Regions from separate parts of the Homo sapiens genome. Here region 2 is linked to region 1. Evidence: chromatin loops called from intact Hi-C (ENCODE). Cell type or tissue: Caco-2. All regions are shown on one strand. Each heading gives the region's core, and the rest is flanking DNA. Links, peaks and the distances in the headings are about the cores only.

Region 1 (9,285 bases), core at 639-8,638:
ACATGAGCCTGGGAAGTAGAGGCTGCAGTGAGCCATGATCACACCACTGCACTCAAGCCTGGCCAGCAGAGTGAGACCATTTCTCTAAAAATTGTTTAAAAATGAATTCCCTGTTTTTCTATTCATATTGCTTCTGTTTCTTGGTCCCCATATCCATAAATACAGCCCTCTTTAGCAGATTCTCCAAGCCTAGACACCTTTCATTTCTCCCTCTCCCTCACCACCCCTTTGCTCATATCCAAACAATTGCCAGTCCCTCCACCTAAACATTTCTCAAATCCATACAATTCTAAGAACTTTGAGAAACAATCTCCTCACCTTCTCCAATCACCCTCACATATCTCACCCAGAAAGGCATCTAACTATCTCCTAGCCTCCAGGAAGGGTAAGTGCTCCACCTGCTCCATAATCCACTCTCATCATTGTGTAGCAATGTTTCTAAAACACCTGCCAAAACATGTTACTTCCAGTGGCTTCCCAATGCCCCTTAGAATATAATTCAGGTTTCTTAACTTGGCCTACAATCTGCCTTCCTCTCCAGATTCAATTCTCACCATCTTCTTCCCAAATCTTTAAGCTCAGTGATTCTCAAAGCATGGTCCCTGGGCCAGCAGCATCAGCATCACCTGCAAACTTGTTAGAGATGCAAATTCTCAAGCCCCACCCCAAATCTAACAAATCTCAAACTCTGGGTCTAGGACTCAGCAATCTCTCTTTTAAGGAGCCCTCCAGGTGATTCTTAGGCCTGCTGAAGTTTGAGAACCACTGCTGTATCCATACTGGACTATTTCTGTTCCAATTCCCCTACTTGCGGATACCCCGACCTCTTTCTGTGAACCTCACCACCCTTTCTCCACTTAATTAACTCCTTCTCCTTGTCATACAATCTGACAAGTTCATGTAATATGTTGAATCTACCTTGAGATGTGTTCCAAACTAGAGTCGCTGAGGGGCTACCAGATATTGATGAAAAATCCCCTGAAGACAGTTAAAGTGGAAGATAAATCTGGAAAGAACCTTCCTGGCAAAGTGTGGCCCCTCAAGGATCCCCCCATTCACTTGGTGCTTACATAGTGAAATGTGAGCCTGCTGGAACCCTGGTGCTCATCCTGCTAAATACACTCAGCGCAGATGATTCCTAGCACACCACAGGTTGCACCTGAAGTCCTGAGTGGGGGAACCTTCCCCATGGTGAGTTGCAGGAAGTCACCAAACAAGGTATCAGACTTTCACTACCTGACTTCATTATTAAGTGCATCTTCAGAATGAAATTGAGAATTTTATTTAAATTCAGATATACCTAAATATTTAATACTTAAATAAGTATAAATTTAAAATAATAAATTTTCTAAATAATAGAAGTCATTTCTTAAAATAATACAAATATCTGGTCCTCTAGCATTTCTCTCTTCTGAGCAGCACTAGACTCATTAATGCCATGTAGTCGTACCCAGGTTTTAAACAGTGGTTTCTATGGCTTAGGACAATGTTTCCTAATGTTCTAAAATCCATATCCTCTTTTTAAAAAACAGCTTTATTGCAATATAATCATAATCTCTTTTGATTTGTTGCTCTTTTTCTCTATCGCCACCTCTTTTTCTTGGCAAGATTCACTGATAGAAACAATCTTTTTAAATTAAAAATGTAGCGATTGTAAACATGATCAAGATATAAAGTTTGAAAATTTTAAACATTACAGAGGGTCGTACAGTAAAAGCAAAGTCTCCTTCCATACTCACTGACCTCCCCACTCTCCACGACCCCAATCTTCTGCTCTCAAAGTAACTACTCTTCAGTTTATGTCTAGATTGTTTATATATATATATATATATACACACACACACACACACACACACACATATGTGGATAATATGTAATTCCCCTAATTTTATACCTTAGAATTATACCACATGTATATTCTGCATCCCCCTTAATGGCATTTTGATTATCAATGGTGTGGGACTCCCTAGATCTATATATAGTATTGTGTTACTTACTGTTTAAACGTATAGCATTGAATTTGGTCTACATTAGCTCTTTGAAAGCCCCACTATACATATAAGGAAAGAAGGGTCCAGAGGTGGTGATAAGTGATTTCAAAAGATTAAAGGGCCAACTACAAATGGAATTGGATCTTGAATTTAGGCCTTTTGAATTTATCTGTCCTGCTCTTTCAAAGTCAACAAACCCCTTTTACAATACTGATGTACCTGTGGCCTCTTGACCAAGTCAATTTGGCCTATTGCCAAGAGCAGATTTAGATGGTGACACTCGATACAGTGGCCTCCAAAGTTTGGAATTCTTTAATGCTAATTTACCATGCTGGGGATTTGAATTACTGATTATGGTATTCGAATAAAAACTAACCACTTCTAGGGTTTAAAGTTAATGTATACACACACACACACACACACACACACACATGCACACACACACACAGAGACTCCTCTGCCTAAAGTGAAGAATTTTTAAACAAATTATAGCTAACACAGAACTTCAATCAATTGCCCAAGAATACGCTTCTTTCTTTACCCCCTTCTTCATGCTATGCTGCAAACACAGTGATAAGGAACATGAGCTCTAGAGTCACCTGATCTGAGTCCAGATGGAGGCACTGACACTTAGTTATGTAACCTTAAGTGAATTATTACTTTACCTCTCTAAGCCTCAAAGCCTCACTTTCCTTCTTTTTAGTCCCATCAAACTTGCAGCAAGCAATTCACTTTACTTCTTTGTAGGTAAGGTTAATAAGAAGTAATGTGACAAGGCATGCAAACGCTGAGTGAAATAATAATATGACTATTATTATTTCATTATTCATTCCATTTATTTTTTATTCTTCTAATTTTTCTTTCTCCCAAGTCCATATTTTACATCCATCCATCTAATCATATTTATTGAGTCATTATTAAGCACAAAGTTCTATGGATGGCACGGGAAAACCCAGTGATCAATGCGATGGAGTCCTTCCCACAGGAGCCTACAATCTCAAGCAAAGTTCAGAATTAATTAGTGGTTAATCTTTACTGACTTCATAAAACGTATCAAGCACAGTGCAGAGCACTTGACACTCATTATCACATTTAATTTTAAGCTACCTATGAGGTGGACGTTCTTTTACAGAAGAGGAATCTGTAGCTCAATAAAGCTGAGTACTTTATCTAGGCTGGATCCAAACCCAGGCAGCCTGACTCCCAAACCCTGCATGCATGTCTACATCACACCCCAGGCCCCTCAGCTCTGTGAGCCCTCCTGACTTCGATTCCTCCTCTGCTTGCACTCTTTTAACATTAGTCATCTTAACAAGAACTCTAATCTATACAATTCAAGACGTTACACTGTCCTTTTAATACAACCCTTCTTCCATAGATTTTCTAGAGGCAGCATGGTAGAGGCAGCTCAGTTAAGGGCCCAGATTTTGGAGTCTGCTGCTTGACAGCTGCCTGACCTACAGCAAGCCACATAAGCAATCTGTGCTGCAGGTCTCACCTGTAAAATTGGGGTAAGGCTACCCACACTCCAGAGATTGTGTTGATAATTAAATGCGTTAACATAGGTGTCAGCACAGGCAAAGCACACAGTCAGTACTGCATAAGCGGTGGGCTTCATTATTCATCCTGTAATTACGTATTCATACTAGAATCATGTATCCCATAGGTCAGGGACCACCTTTTCTTTCCTTAATACCCCCAGGATTGGCAAATCTTGCTCTCTCAACAAATAGTTTACTCGGTGGAACCTAACAGAACTAATATTTCTTTCTGTCCGTAAATAAAAATAGATCATGCTTGAATGTGCTACTTTGCCCGAACTCCCCAAGTCTTCCCGCATCTTCAGTTCCTCCCCCTCCAACCTGGTGTTCATCAGGAGAGGGGAAAGAGCATTTCTTGCCTGGCAGGAACTCAAGACCTAGAAGAAAGAGGGCCTACCCTGCCAAGGAAATGACCTTCCCCTTCCTCGCCTCTGCTCCTCTTCCCGTTTCCTGTCTTTTCCTTCTTTTCTCCTGGTGTTTCCTTCTCCCGTTAACTATGGGGACAGACGCAGCTATTCACAAGTCCGTCTGGGCAGCACACTCCGAGGTAAGGCACGAAGGTCAGGAGACAGGTTCCCGTGCCCCAAATCCTGGAGAAGATGAGTTAAAGCTCTTCGCTTCGATTGCCTTCGCCCTTCCCGCGTCTCGGGAGCAATTCAGTGTCGCCTCACGTCTGGCCTTGCAGAAGTCCGGAGTTCCGGCTCTGAACTGGAGCTCCCCGCCATTCCCGGGCCCTCCGGTTTCTCCCTCAGGCCATCTGAGGAATTGAGGTAGGATTTCGCGGGTGTTAGGAGCAAACTCCCACCACAACTCGGTCCCGGGCTCCCTCTCCGTTGAGCCTTGACCTCTGCCCAAAAAACAAGGAATCGTGGGCGTGAAGGCGGCCTTGAACCCGGGCGGCGGGGCTCGGCGGGACTCGTCAGCGCCCTGCTGCGGCACCCGGGCCGCTCAGGTAAGTAGGAGGCGTGTGCGGGCGGGGCCGAGCGGGCCCCAATCCGTACGCGAGGCAGGAACCGCCCGCCGCGCCCCCGAGAGCTCTCGGCGCCGCGCAGTCGCCGCTGGGCACCCCGAGACCATGGGGAAGCTCGTGGCGCTGGTCCTGCTGGGGGTCGGCCTGTCCTTAGTCGGGGAGATGTTCCTGGCGTTTAGGTGAGTGGCATCTTGACAGGGCGTCTTCGACTCTCTTTCTCTCCTCTTCCAAGTGAGGTCAGGGGCTGCCTGGCGCCCCCTTCCTAGCGGGTAGGAAAGAGCAGCTTTGGAACCTCACTCCTCCATCTCACCCAGCAAACCGCCCCTTGAGACTCGCTTATGGGGAAAGTGAGCTACTTGCGTTTCCAAAGACTGCCGAGCCGAATTAGTCCCATTTATTTTTTGAAGGTTATGATCCCCCACTTTGCTTTCTGAAGGTCATGACCCCCTTTTACTTTCTGAACGTGATGACCCCTTTCCCAGCTCGCCCTCAACATTCTGCTTGGGAAAAAAGGACGTCCATTGGAAACGCCGGACTTGGGAGAGAGGATCAGGCTACCAGTTGGATGTTTACGGCTGACTGAGACATTGCCCAGGTCTGGCTAACCATGCAGAAGTACTGGGTTATGGAACCTATCCTAGATTTAAAGAGCTGGCCAGACAGCAGGGCAAACCAGCTGAAACCTGCAGGCGGTAACTGGCATTTTGTAGGCATTTGACCTTTTGAAGTGGAAGATACAATGGTGATAGCCAGCCTAGAAATGTCTCAGGAAAAGTCAATACTGGGCTAGAAAGAAGAACCTTTAAGTGATAATACACATTCATGAGTGGATCGAAAGCCTCTGCTTGCTTTCAGTTGTCTTTGAGTGTTTATGTATTTCTCTTAGTTGAAGCTGGTCTTCTTAGAGGATCACGTCTAGAATCTGTTGAGGTGCCTGGTGCCTATTAGTAATACTTCCAGTTTGAGAGTTTTATTGTTACATTTGCTCCCAGTGCAACCACATGGAGAATCATAAAATAATAGTAATAATAATAAAGTAGATCTAAGGGTATTTTTTTAAATAAATGACTGTAAGATAAGTATTGAGTCTTTCTGAATATACTTTAATAAAAATTTTAAATTATCCCTGATATTAGAAGAATGTGGAAACATTCCTTTTCACTCTGGAAACAAGAAAATTGTGTTGAAAAATAAATCGGCCAATTGTTTAAATTGTGGTTGGTTTAATGAATTTACATACTTGCGGAGTAAGTCAGCATAAAATTTAAAAATTAAAGCAAAAGTGATAGAGTTTGACTATTAGGAGACCCTGTTGAATTTTGGGAAAGCAGTTTGGAAGGAAAAGTTCAAAGGGCAAGACTGTAGGGGATTAAGTGCAGATTTATAACAGACGATACTTTAGAAAATTAGGGCTATTTCGTGCATTTAAATTAATAATATTGTTCAATTACTCATACTATTAAATAGTGTCTTTTATTTGGGCAGCAGAATTTTCCATGTTGAATCATATTATACAGTTTTTCAGCAATAACTGGGTAAGGTTAGCTGATATAGGTAAAATACCCACATAATGTCTACATTATGTAAATAAACATGAAAGGAAGTACCTACTTACTTGTTATGTCATTCATAAATTATGATAAAGATAGTTAACCAACACGAAGATGATTGAAGTCCACATTTAAACATACATTTTGAATGCTGTGCCTTGACTTCCAGGGTTGGGTTTTATCTTCTACAGAGAAAGGGTGAATGCCTCTCGAGAAGTGGAGCCAGTAGAACCTGAAAACTGCCACCTTATTGAGGAACTTGGTATGTATGTGACAGTACCAAGAGGAGCCAGCACAGCTTCTTGGTCGTCATCCACCTGACTGAGCCCTACCAGCTCATTTAATTACCTGTCACTACTTAAGCCCTCCCAGTGGGACATCTGCCCCGTCCACTCTGCCCCATGCAAGGTCTTCAGGGGTGTACTAAATGACATTCTTTGTGGGTTTTTCTCAGCACATTTCCTTACTGACATCTCTCCACATTACCTAAAGAATGTCATTGACCACTCCCTGGTTTTCCCCTCACTGAATGCTTCTCCTTTCCCATCTGTGGTATTTCACTCTCCTCCTTGTCCTCTGTTACCTTTCCTTTTTTTGCTTCTTTCTTCTTTCCTTCCTCCCTCCCTTTCCTTATTGTCATTCCTGGCTTCAAGTGTTATTTTTTTTCAAATAATATGACTCAGCCCCTCCCCTCAAGAACCTCACAGCAGGCTGGGCGCAGTGGCTCACACCTGTAATCCCAGCACTTGGGAGGCCGAGGGGGGCGGATCATGAGGTCAGGAGATCGAGACCATCCTGGCCAACATGGTGAAACCCCATCTCTACTAAAAATATAACAATTAGCCGGGCATGTTGGCGGCGTGTGCCTGTAATCCCAGCTACTCGGAAGGCTGAGGCAGGAGAATCACTTGAACCAGGGAGTCATCGGAGGTTGCAGTGAGCTGAGATCGCGCCACTGTACTCCAGCCTGGCGACAGAGCGAGACTTTGTCTTAAAAAAAATAATAAACGAAGGAACCTCACAGCCTACCTACCTTCTTTTAAAAAAATTCATAAAAAATCCATGGCCCAGTCCCTAACCTTTCAAACTGCAGCCCTTCTTTTTTAGTCAGTTAAAGGGCAGCTCCAGCTCAAACTCTCCCTAAGCTGAAATCTATTTTACATTTCTGTCGTTTTCTCCCTCATCCTCCCACCCACAACCAGCTCTGCTTCTAGACTTTTCCTATGTATGGTACCCCCATTCTCAAAAGATTCAGTTCAAAATCCAGGAACCATTGTTCCCCGCTTGTCCCTCATGCTTCTACGTGAGACATGGGCTAATCTCACCTACTAGTTAATGCCACACCTGCTTATTTGGGCTCCACAGCTCCAATTCTTCCTGACATTGCTAACAGAAAAATAAAATAAAATCAGGCTAGATTGTGTTCCCTGTTCTGGGAATATGTTCTTTCACCTTCTCACCTTTGCTTATGAAATTCCCTCCAAACTTACTGATTCCTCTGTCTCTGCTTACTAAAATCAGCTGCAAAATTCATCTCCTTCCTCTGAACTCTCACAGCACTCTGAAGCTCCGATTCACTTATGACACCTGCCACATGCCTTGTATTATAGCTAGCAGTGTTCTCTCTTTCACTATCAGATTGTAAACTCCCTAGGGCCAAGAACTGTGACTTATTTATTAGAATGTGATGAGATAGCTTATTTTGGGATATGATTTTCTATTTTATTGCTATATTTAAAAATACAGAAAAAGTACCCTTTTGATTTGAGTTTTCTGCCTTTTCTTGCCTCTCAATTTCTAAAAAATAAAGTAATCTGAACCTTGCACTCCCTAGTCTTAGAGGTGGTTTGTGCTAGCAGCTGGAAAGCAGAAGAAACCAAAGAAAACGCCTTTCCTGAATTGTTTTTAAAAACCTGAGCCCCTTCAAGGGATTCTGTTGGAGAAGGGATATGAATATGTGGATATCTTTGAATAATGGGGATCCTTACCCCACTGGCTGACAGCATTCTGGGAGAGGAGCAGGACCTCAGAAGGAATGGTTGCAAGGTATCTTTAGGGACGCTGGACCCTGTGTTCCAGCTAAGGTAAAGACCTTGTGTCAATGCATTACATGGAAGTAGCAGAATTGTCTAAATTAAAGGGACCAGTAACTTTGGCAATGAATAATTCGATGATACGTAGTGTAGAATGAATGCCAGATGGCCTTTCCAAAACATTCTGCTTAGGTTTAGAACCCACCACTTAAAATGATTTCATAACCCTAACAGACAAACCCAGTAATGACTCAGATTGGATTTTCCATCAACTTAGTGGAATAGGATATCAGAGTGATTTAATTTGATTTTAAAAATAAGGAAATGTGACATTTACTCATTTGTTTACTGTTTTGTGGTGTAGTAGTATTCATATTCACTATACAAATAACTGTCAAAATATATAAGCCTGCAAATAATCAAGAGGTATAATTAGACTAGATGATTGGTAGGGTCTAGTCTGACTCGAATTGTATCACTCAACTAGATTTGAGAAGGTAAAATTACAGTTAATATTGTGAGTCTTAGGTCAATGTTCTGATTTGCCAAATATTTTGAAGAAAATGGCTTAAATAGTTGGAAGCAGGCTGGGAGCAGAAGAAAGAAATGCCATGTTACTTCTCATGTCTATTGGCATATGTTTGGTGAACTAAACAAGTTAGAATGATGATGGGTCATGTGTCAGTAGGACAATACTGATATATATGTTTTGAAAAAGCTGCTTTATCAAAGGCCTGGTGACTATGAGCAGCCTGTTGAGTCCTTTACAAACATCTACATCATCCTCATAACCAATTTGTAAAGTGGATGCTGCTATCTATGCTTTGCAGATTAGGAAATTGACATACAGAAGAATTAAGTTGCTTGCCCAATGGTCCGGAACTAGGGGGTGATGGGCTTAGCTTATGAGCCAAGATCGTTTCCTTCTATGCCTTTTTACTCTCTGTTGTGTAACACTAACTTTCTGATCTACTGACAACACATTTTTTATTTTGGAAGCTTCAGGAAAGTATTGCAACAGTGGAAAACAGAAAATCTGAGATGCAAACAGCTGAAATATTACTAGATACAGGTTAATCAAAACAAGGCAGTCTAGATATTTAAATTAAGATAATGGATAAGATAATACTCACAAATCACAACTGGTTGAGGAGTAGAGGCTTTACAAAGCCCTGAAAAGCTGCTGAAGGATTTTAGGTA
Region 2 (9,285 bases), core at 540-8,539, 52 kb before region 1:
CGATGCACATAAGTAAAGATATTTGAAGTAGGATGGCAACTTGGAGGCTTAGGACAGTGAATAGAAAGATAGTGTGGTTATTAGAGTAGGAACAGACAAGTAGGTCAACCGCCCCATGCTTCCTTCTGCATAAAGCATCAAGCAAAAGTGGTACCTGCCTTTAGGCAGCAGTAACAAATGTAGGGGCCTCAATTGGAAAGGAAGGACTAGGGCCTTTAGAATAATGGTCACTGTCAGGACAATGAGGAGTATCTAGCCCAGAGACTAGCTATAGGTACACCCCAACCAGCAGCCTATTCTGCCTCTCCCCAAAAGCAGCTAGCGGCAGTCTGCTGGTCCACTCCAGCATGACTTTAAGAGTTTCTTCCATAAGCAGACTGGAGTGATTAAATTGAGCTTTCTTAGGATGGCCTGGCAGGGCCTCCCAAATACAAAAATGCACACATGAATAATTGAAGTAAGCCAGCATCATGAGACAGAGGCACCAAATATGGAAGAATGAACACACAAACAAAGTTAATAGAGTAGGCAGCACTGGACTTTAGAAACACCATCATCACTTCATTCAACACATATTTCTTGAGCCTCTCTAATGTGTACCGGACACTCTTAATTTTGAGGGACACTGCAGTAAACAAAACAGGCAAGGTCTCTACCATCACAGACATTGCAGTTTACTGATTGAGACAGGCAATGAAAAAATAAGCAAAACAAAATATCTGTAGGCAAAAAGTATTTTGGACAAAAATAAAGCACAGTAAGTAAGCGGTGGGGGAAAGAGAATACATATGAGGATATGAAGTGCCACTTTGGGTAAGGTAGCCAGGGAATCCCTCTCTGCTGAGGAAATGACTGTTAAACAGAGACCTGAATAATGTGCCAGAGCAAGCTCCTATCATCCAGGGGGAGACCACAGCAGCAGGGCTAGGAACAAGTGTATGTGCTTAGAGCTTTGAAATGTTGACAACAGCAGGGAGGCCAAAATGTTTGGAGCAGAATGGGAATGAGGGGAAAAGGTCAGAGAATGCACAGGGGGCCCTGTCATATAGGCCATTCTAGGCCATTAGATTTTTTATTTTATTCTAATGTAGGCCATTCTAGGCCATTAGACTTTTGATTTTATTCTAAGTTTAATTAATACAGTATGTTCCAAGAGATACAAGAGAGTATTTTCACCAGCAATTCTTTTAAAAGAATCAACCAGCAGGCCAGGCACGGTAGCTTATGCCTGTAATCCCAGCACTTTGGGAGGCCGAGGTGGGTGGATTACCTGAGGTTGGGAGCTCAAGACCCACCTGGCTAACATGGTGAAACCCCGTCTCTATCACAAAATTAGCTGGGTGTGGTGGCAGTTGCCTGTAATCCCAGCTACTCGGGAGGCTGAGGCAGGAGAATCACTTGAACCCGGGAGGTAGAGGTTGCAGTGAGCCAGGATGGAGCCATTGCACTCCAGCCTGGGCAACAGAGTGGGACTCCATCTCAGAAAAAAAAAAAAAAAAAAAAAAAAAGATCAACAAGCAATCACGTAAAGGTTTCATTTTTGAAATGGATCATTCAATAGATGAGTAGAATAGCAGATGGGACACCAAAAAAAGAGCAAATTAGTGAGCTGTACAAAAAAAAAAAATTTTTTTCTCAGAATACAGGACACACACAGAAAAAGATGTAAAGGAAGAAAAGGAAGACTTAAATGACCCATCCAGGAGATCCAAATTTATTTAATACAAGTGTTGAAAGAGACTATTAGAAAAGTCCATTTAGGAAAAATGAAGATGGAGCAACAATATTCAAAACAATATAAATATAAACATATGCTTGAATTTTTATTAAAATCTTTAATTTATAGGAAACAGAAGAACTCCATATCTAATAAAGATACAAATACTTATCAAATAACCATTCATTATAAAATTTGGTCATATACTATACCACAAAAGAGATCTCAACATTTTCAGAGAACAGTCATGATACCAATCATGGTTTTGGACCTTATTGCAATAAAATTTCAAACAAATAAATTGATTCCTTTTTTAAATTCCATGAATTTATAAATAAAATATATTCTAAATAGTTTGAGTTAACAAAATCAAATACCATTTTACATCCACCAGAATGGAAAAGGGGTAAAAAAAAGACAATACCAAGTATTAAAGAGTGTGGAGGTGCCAGACGCGGTGGCTCACGCCTGTAATCCCAGCACTTTGGTAAGCCGAGGCAGGCAGATCACAAGATCAGAAGTTCGAGACCAGTCTGGCCAACATGGTGAAACCCTGTCTCTACTAAAAATACAAAAATTAGCCGGGTGTGGTGGTGTACCTTAGTTGGGGGAAAAACTGAGAAGCGCTGGTTAAGTGCACAGGCTCACCAGAAGACTCAGACTGTAAAACCATTTTCCGCCCCCAATACCTTACCGCCAGATCACTAAAGGTAGAACGGGATGACTAGACTAGAGCTGTCACTGGGTATTTTTCTTCCCTAAGGTAGGTTAGGCTCTGATGAAACCCTAGTAGGTTAGGTTTTTGTGAAACAGTTTCTTCTGAGGTCACACCTTGTTAAGAAGAGTAGAATGCAATGAAGTATTTCAGAATACTTTTTCCCTCCCTCTACCAAAAGCAGGAGGGGATTTTTCTCTGACACTCACTATGAAGACTTGTCAGAGCTCCTGGAAGTAAAATTCAGAAAAGCATGGGAATCTCCCTATGACTGGCTTTCCCTGGGGTTCGTAAACTGTCAGACTTGACCTCACTGCACCACCAGCAGTTGTAATTCAGGTGTTCCTTCCCTGGCATTGGATGGTCTGGAGATTTCTGCTCTTGGGTTTCTGCTCCTGTAAGTTGTGGTGATTCTTTGTAGTTGCCTATTTCTCTAATTTGGGGGGTGGTAGATTGCCCTGTGACCTCACTTCTCTGATGGATCTAAGAAGAGTTGCTGATTTTTCAGTTTGTTCAGATTTTTATTAATACTTGTTGTTAGAACACAGTGGCAACTTCTAAGCTTATATGCCCTATATTTTATCTTCTTAAATAGTCTTAGCACAGTAAGTATATAAGGAAACTTCTTTAACTTGAAAAAAGGTATCTATCAAAAACTTAGGCCAGGCATGGTGGTGCACACCTGTAATCCCAAGACTTTGAAAGGCCAAGATGGGAGGATTGCTTGAGCCCAGGAGCTTGAGACCAGACTGGGGAACATAAGGAGAGCCCATCTTTCCAAAAAAAAAAAAAATTAGCTTGGCATGGTGGCACACACATATGGTCCCAGTTTGAGCCCCAGAGGTTGAGTCTGTAGTGAGCTATAATTGCGCCACTGCACTCCAGCCAGAGCAACAGAGCCTAGATGTATAATTTACATGTAAAAATTAATATCTTTTCTATATTACATTAATTAGTGACCAGTTAGAATATATGTCAGAAAAAAAGTTATTTCCTAATTGTAATGTCCCCTGAAATTCATGTTTACTCAGAACCTCAAAATGTGACTTTATTGGGAAATAGAGTCTTTGCACATGTAATTATTCAAGGATCTCGAGATAAAATCATCTGGGATTTAGGATAAGCCCTAAATCCAGTGACTGGTATCTCTGCAGGAGAAAAGACATGAAAATTTTAGGGACACAGGGAGGAAGGCCATGTGAAGATGAAAGCGGAGATTGGAGTTATGCAGCCACAAACCAAGGAATATGAGGAGCCAGCAGAAACTGAACAGGGCAAGGAAGAATCCACTTCTAGAGCCACTGGAGGGAGTGTAGCCCTACCTATACCTTGATTTTTAACCTTTGGCCATCAGAACTATGAGAAAATAAATTTCTGTTCTTTTAAGCCACTGATTTTGTGGTAATTTTGTTGTTGTTTTGAGACAGGGTCTCATTCTATTACCCAGGCTGGAGTGTAGTAGCACAATCATGGCTCACTGCAGCCTCAAACTCCTGGGCTCAAGCAATTCTCCTGTCTCAGCCGCCTGAATAGCTGGGACTACAAGCATGCACAATCATACCTGGCTAATAGTTTTATTTTGTAGAGACAGGGATCTCACTTTGTTGCCCAGTTAGGGCTCAAACTCCTGGGCTCAAGCGATCCTCCAGCCTTGGCCTCCCAAAGTGTTGGGATTACAGGTGTGAGCCACCATGCCTGGCCTGTGGTAATTTTTTATGTCAGCCCTGGGAAACTAGTATGCCATGATATCACAAAAAAACTATAAATTACCTAGGAATAAATAAATATGCACAATACTTGTGAAAAAAATAACATTTTTTACAGACAAAAAGAAGAACTAAATAAATGAATAAATACCAAGTCCAAGGATGGGAACATCCACCATTTAAAAAAATGTCAATTCTCCAAAAATTAATCTATAAATTCAGTGTACAACATGCCTAAGGTCAAAATGATTTTTCATACCTTTACCTGGTGATTATAAAATTATATGAAACTGTACATTTTTAAGAATAACCAAGATTTAAAAAAAAAAAAATTGGGCTAGAACAATAAACTCATTCAACCTAATGTGAAGTTGTATTATAAATCTATAGTGATTAAAATAGTGAGCTATTGATACGATAAGTAAAACAGCTCAATACACAAAAGGATAAAGATTCCAGAAACAGATATATATATATCTGTTTCTATATAAGAAAGCCAATTGCAGAATATATAATATATAAGAATATATAAGAAAGCCAATTGCAGAATTATAAATGGCAAATGAATATCCAAAAAGTTACTTAGCTTCACAAGAATTCAGAAGAATGCAAATAAAAAGGAAAATAAAATACTCTTTTTTAATGCAAGTCTGGCAAAATATAAAATTTTTAAATTATATCTACTGGTAAGAATGAGGGGAAGAGGTATTTTCATATTGCTTATGTATTAAATTAGTATAACTACTCTGGAGGGCAATTGGCAGTATAGTCATTGATTAAAATTAATATGTGCACCCCAGCAAATCTAATTCTAAGCATTTATTCTATAGAAACACCTGTACTGTTGTATAAGAAACCACATCCAGGATTATTTATTGAAGAATTATTTATGGTAGCAAAAATTAGAAACAATCTGAATGACTATTCATATAAGAATGTAAACTATAAGATACATCTATAATATTTTATCAGTAAAACAAACTATGGTACACCCATTCAATGAACTATTATGCATCAAAAAATAAAGTACTATTAATACTTTATTATATTTATATATTATATTAATAAAGTACTTTAATAATACTATTTAATCAAAGAACAAAGTACCATTAAAGTACTTTGTACCATTAAGTAAATTACCAAATACGTTTTAACACTTAGTATTAGTATTTTAAAGTACTATTAAAGTACTTTGTACTATTAAGTACAAACAAAGTACTATTATGCATCAAAGAATAAAGTACTAATAAAGAATTAGAACCAACAAGGATAGTATGCATACGTGACCACCTGCTCAGAGATAATACTTAAATATTTGTAACAGTTTTATATGGTCTTAATGATAGACAGTATTGATAGACAGTATAATAAAAGAGTTCAGGTAGGTTTTATGCAAGTTCAAAAGTCTTAATGGTTACATGGAAATACATTTACTTAAAATTTTTTTTTGAAACAGGGTCTCACTCTGTCACCCAGGCTAATGTGCAGTGGTACAATCATGGCTCACTGCAGCCTCCACCTCCCAAGGTCCAAGCAATCTTCCTACCTTGGCCTCCTGAGTAGCTGGGACTGCAGGTGTGCACCACCATACCCAGCTAATTTTTAAATTATTTGTAGAGATGGCGTTTCCTGTGTTGCCCAGGCTGTTCTCAAACTTCTGAACTTTAGTGATCCTCCTACCTTGGCCTCCCATGCACTGGCATTATAGGTGTGAGCCACTGCTCCTGGCCAGATTTTCTTATTTTAGCCATAGAAACACAAAATTTAATCAAGTGATGTTGCCAACTGGGTGAGGAGTTCACATTCTAATCTGATTTAAATTATGAGTAACTGTAATGATCAATTTTATATGTCAACTTGGTTAGGCCAGTATGCTCAGATAGTTGGTCAAATGTTATTCTGGATGTTTCTGTGAAGGCGTTTTTTGGATAAGATTAACACTGAAATTCGTGGAGTTTACGTAAAGCAAATTACTCTTCATAATGTAGGTAGGCCTCATCCAATCAACTGAAGGTCTTAATAGAACAAAGACTGACCTTTCCCAAGGGAGAAGGAATGCTGATAGTAGACTGCCTTTAGATTGAGACAGTACCTCTTCCCTGAGTCGCCAGCGTGCAAGCCTTCCTTGCAGATTTCGGACTTACAAAGCCTCTGTAATTGCATGAGCAAGGTCTTCAAAATAAACCTCTCTTTCTATGTATAAATACTCTGTTACTTCTGTTTCTCTAGATAACCCAATGCAGTGATGATATGGCTAAAATCCAGGGATGTAAGATAGGTATGTGGCTAGCTCACTCTTGAGATTGGTGCATATCATCATGGTCACAGTGGTTCACTCATATAACAGTTTATATCCTCTGTTTGCTAGGAAACACCATCAAGCAAAGAAAGCAACCTCAAAATTATATAGCAAAATAAGCTCAAAAATCATGTGAGATAACGTAAGTTTTCTTTAGTAGGTAAGCATTTTTCAACCCCAAGAATATTTGAAATTAAGTATATAAATGTCAAGATAAATCTGTATTATCAACAATTTAGTATTAAGAATTTTACACATATTTATTGTCTATATACCTGTAATAATTTAGATTTGGTCTAGTAGAAGAATAGCTTATTTGAACAACAGTCTTGTGATTCTAATTTTAAATGTATTATTAAGTAATTTATTTAGACTTGTGAGTTTAATTTAGTATCATTTCTTTATAAACATTAATGGAGCGGAACATTAAGAAAACTTAAGAATCACCTCTTTGGCCAGGCTTGGAGGCTCATACCTGTAATCTCAGCACATTGGGAGGTTAAGATAAGAGAATGACTTGATCCCAGGAGTTCCAGACCAGCCTGGGCAATATAGTGAGACCTCGTCTCTACAAATATAAAAAAATTAGCCAGGCCTGGTGACACATGCCTGTAGTCCCACCTACTCGGGAGACTGAGGTGGGAGGACTACTTGATTTTTTGAGCTCAGGAAGTCGAGGCTACAGTGAACCATGATTGCACCACTGTACTTCAGCCTGGGCAACAGAGAGAAAGACCTTGTTTAAAAAAAAGAAAAGAATCAATTTATTTGATATATGAGTTATTTAAGTACTCAAAAAATTTTGTTAAATCACACAATGTAGAGCTTAAAAAGGAAAAAGAATATGTCAGTTTTTGTGAATACAGCTTGACATAAAGAAGTCTAGGTAACTACATTTATAAATTGGACTTCACATTAATCAAAGACCTCTTACAAGTGATTGCTAAAATTTGGTTTCATAGCCTATACCTTTAATAAACTGCTAATTTTTAAAACCAAAGATAACCTTTGAAAAGTATTTTCTTTTCTTTTCTTTTTTTTTTTTTAATTTTGAGACAGTTTCATTCTGTCACCCAGGCTGGAGTGCAGTGGCATGATCTTGGCTCACTGCAATATCTGCCTCCTGGGTTCAAGCGATTCCCCTGATTCAGCCTCCCGAGGCATGTAGCTGGGATTACAGGCATGCACCACCACATCCGGCTAATTTTTATATTTTTAGTAGAGACAGGGTTTCACAGTGTTGGCCAAGCTAGTCTCAAACTCCTGACCTCAGGTGATCTGCCTGCCTTGGCCTCCCAAAGTGTTGGGATTACAGGTGTGGGCCACTGCACCTGGATGGTAGAGTATTTTCTATGGCAAAAAAAAGTCATGCTTGGGGCACCAAAAAATTAGTTGACAATATTGCTGAATATATACACACACACACACACACACACACACACACACAATAGTACCATATGTTTCTACAGGAACTTTTTTTTTAATTACACATATGAAAATAAGAGAATGATAATAAGTAAGAAAATAAGATGATGATAAGAAAGGCATACATCTTAAGCTGAAAATAGTGTTTTCTTCTAGAAGAAAGCCAGGGAGACTATAATTTTACCAGTAACCTTTGAATATTTTGCAATGCAAGAGCATTCATGTATTGCCTGTGTATGGAAAAATAAAGAAAGCCCTTTATCAAGTTATGTGTACCTATTTTGGGTTCAATAATCTGGGTCAACATACTTCTGACCCTCTATCTTGTCTCAAAATGAGTCTGTGTCAAGGGGGTTAACCTTGCTCTTTTTATTAGCAACAGAAAGCTAATCTCCTAGCACTACATTTTCCAACCACCTTTCTGCTTGAGGAGCTTCACATAACGGGCAAAACTAAAAAATACAAACTATATTCAGAATGCAATTTTGGCACTAACGTTGAGAGTTTAGTTTTATTTGATAATATGACCGTGGCAAGGAGTGAAACATCTTCTAATGGTTTAGGGAATATTAATGAGAGAAGCAAAAAAGCATGCTTGAAAAGAGTCACTGGGGTGGGAAGCTATTGTCAATAGAGACCATATTTTCCAAATATAACCAGGAGAAAACACTTGTTATTTTCAAAGGACTAAAGGTAGAAATCTTCTTGAGGAACTAAGACTCTTGTTTGTTTGCTATATGTTGGTGCAAAAGTAATTGGGGTTCTTGCCATTACTTTTAATAGCAAAAGAACATGCAGGCAGGTTCCGTGTGAAGTAATAGCCTTTGAGGCATGGTCTGGAAGAGAAGGCAGAACAGAGAGAAAGCTGAAATCCTTGGCATAAAGCTTTCATCCTAGGGCAAAACTGGGAGGATCCTAATATTGAAGCTGAGTGTTCTTTTTTAGAGACGGAGTCTCACTCTTGTTGCCCAGGCTGGAGTACAATGGCGCAATCTCAGCCCACTGCAACCTCTGCCTCCTGAGTTCAAGCAATTCTCCTGCCTCAGCCTCCCAAGTAGCTGGAATTACAGACATGTGCCACCACGCCTGGCTAATTTTGTATTTTTAGTAGAGATGGGGTTTCGCCATGTTGGTCAGGCTGGTCTCGAACTCCTGACCTCATGTGATCCACCTGCCTTGGCCTCCCAAAGTGCTGGGACTACAGGCATGATCTTTTTAAAATTATCCTTTTTGATTTTGTCTTGAAGAAAAAATAGGCAAAATAAAGTGGCATTACTAGAGCTTGTATACAAAGGTTTGAGGAAGATGGAATATTTAATTAAAATTACAGCTACCTGTTGAAAACCTGTGCTTACAAAATTCTATTAGGTTATAAAATCATGAGGTTTTAATTTTATTTATTATTTTTTCTTAAGAAATAGAT

Evidence for each region. Peaks named below come from ENCODE experiments on the same cell type or tissue, not always from the same donor. Only the 100,000 strongest peaks of a DNase experiment are listed, where the experiment ranks them.
Region 2: a loop joins it to region 1, with 7 times the contacts of the local background. A loop is called at or near these places in 4 of 110 quality-filtered maps.

What each region holds. Positions count from the first base shown.
Region 1 is chr7:95,391,673-95,400,957 of GRCh38, reverse strand. It overlaps PON3 (paraoxonase 3), which reads left to right and starts at 4,583. Exons shown (of 9, transcript NM_000940.3): 1 at 4,583-4,681; 2 at 6,244-6,314. The coding sequence starts at 4,608. LOC107986822 (a long non-coding RNA gene) reads right to left here and starts at 4,486. Exons shown (of 2, transcript XR_007060439.1): 1 at 3,930-4,486. In Caco-2, for the core only: CTCF peaks have their summits at 4,544 and 4,743; DNase peaks (open chromatin) are centred at 4,207 and 4,737; H3K4me3 peaks cover 2,304 bases.
Region 2 is chr7:95,443,870-95,453,154 of GRCh38, reverse strand. No RefSeq gene overlaps it. Among named protein-coding and RNA genes, the nearest start is that of PON2, 13 kb to the right of the region's middle. In Caco-2, for the core only: no CTCF peak of the experiment used is centred there; no DNase peak of the experiment used is centred there.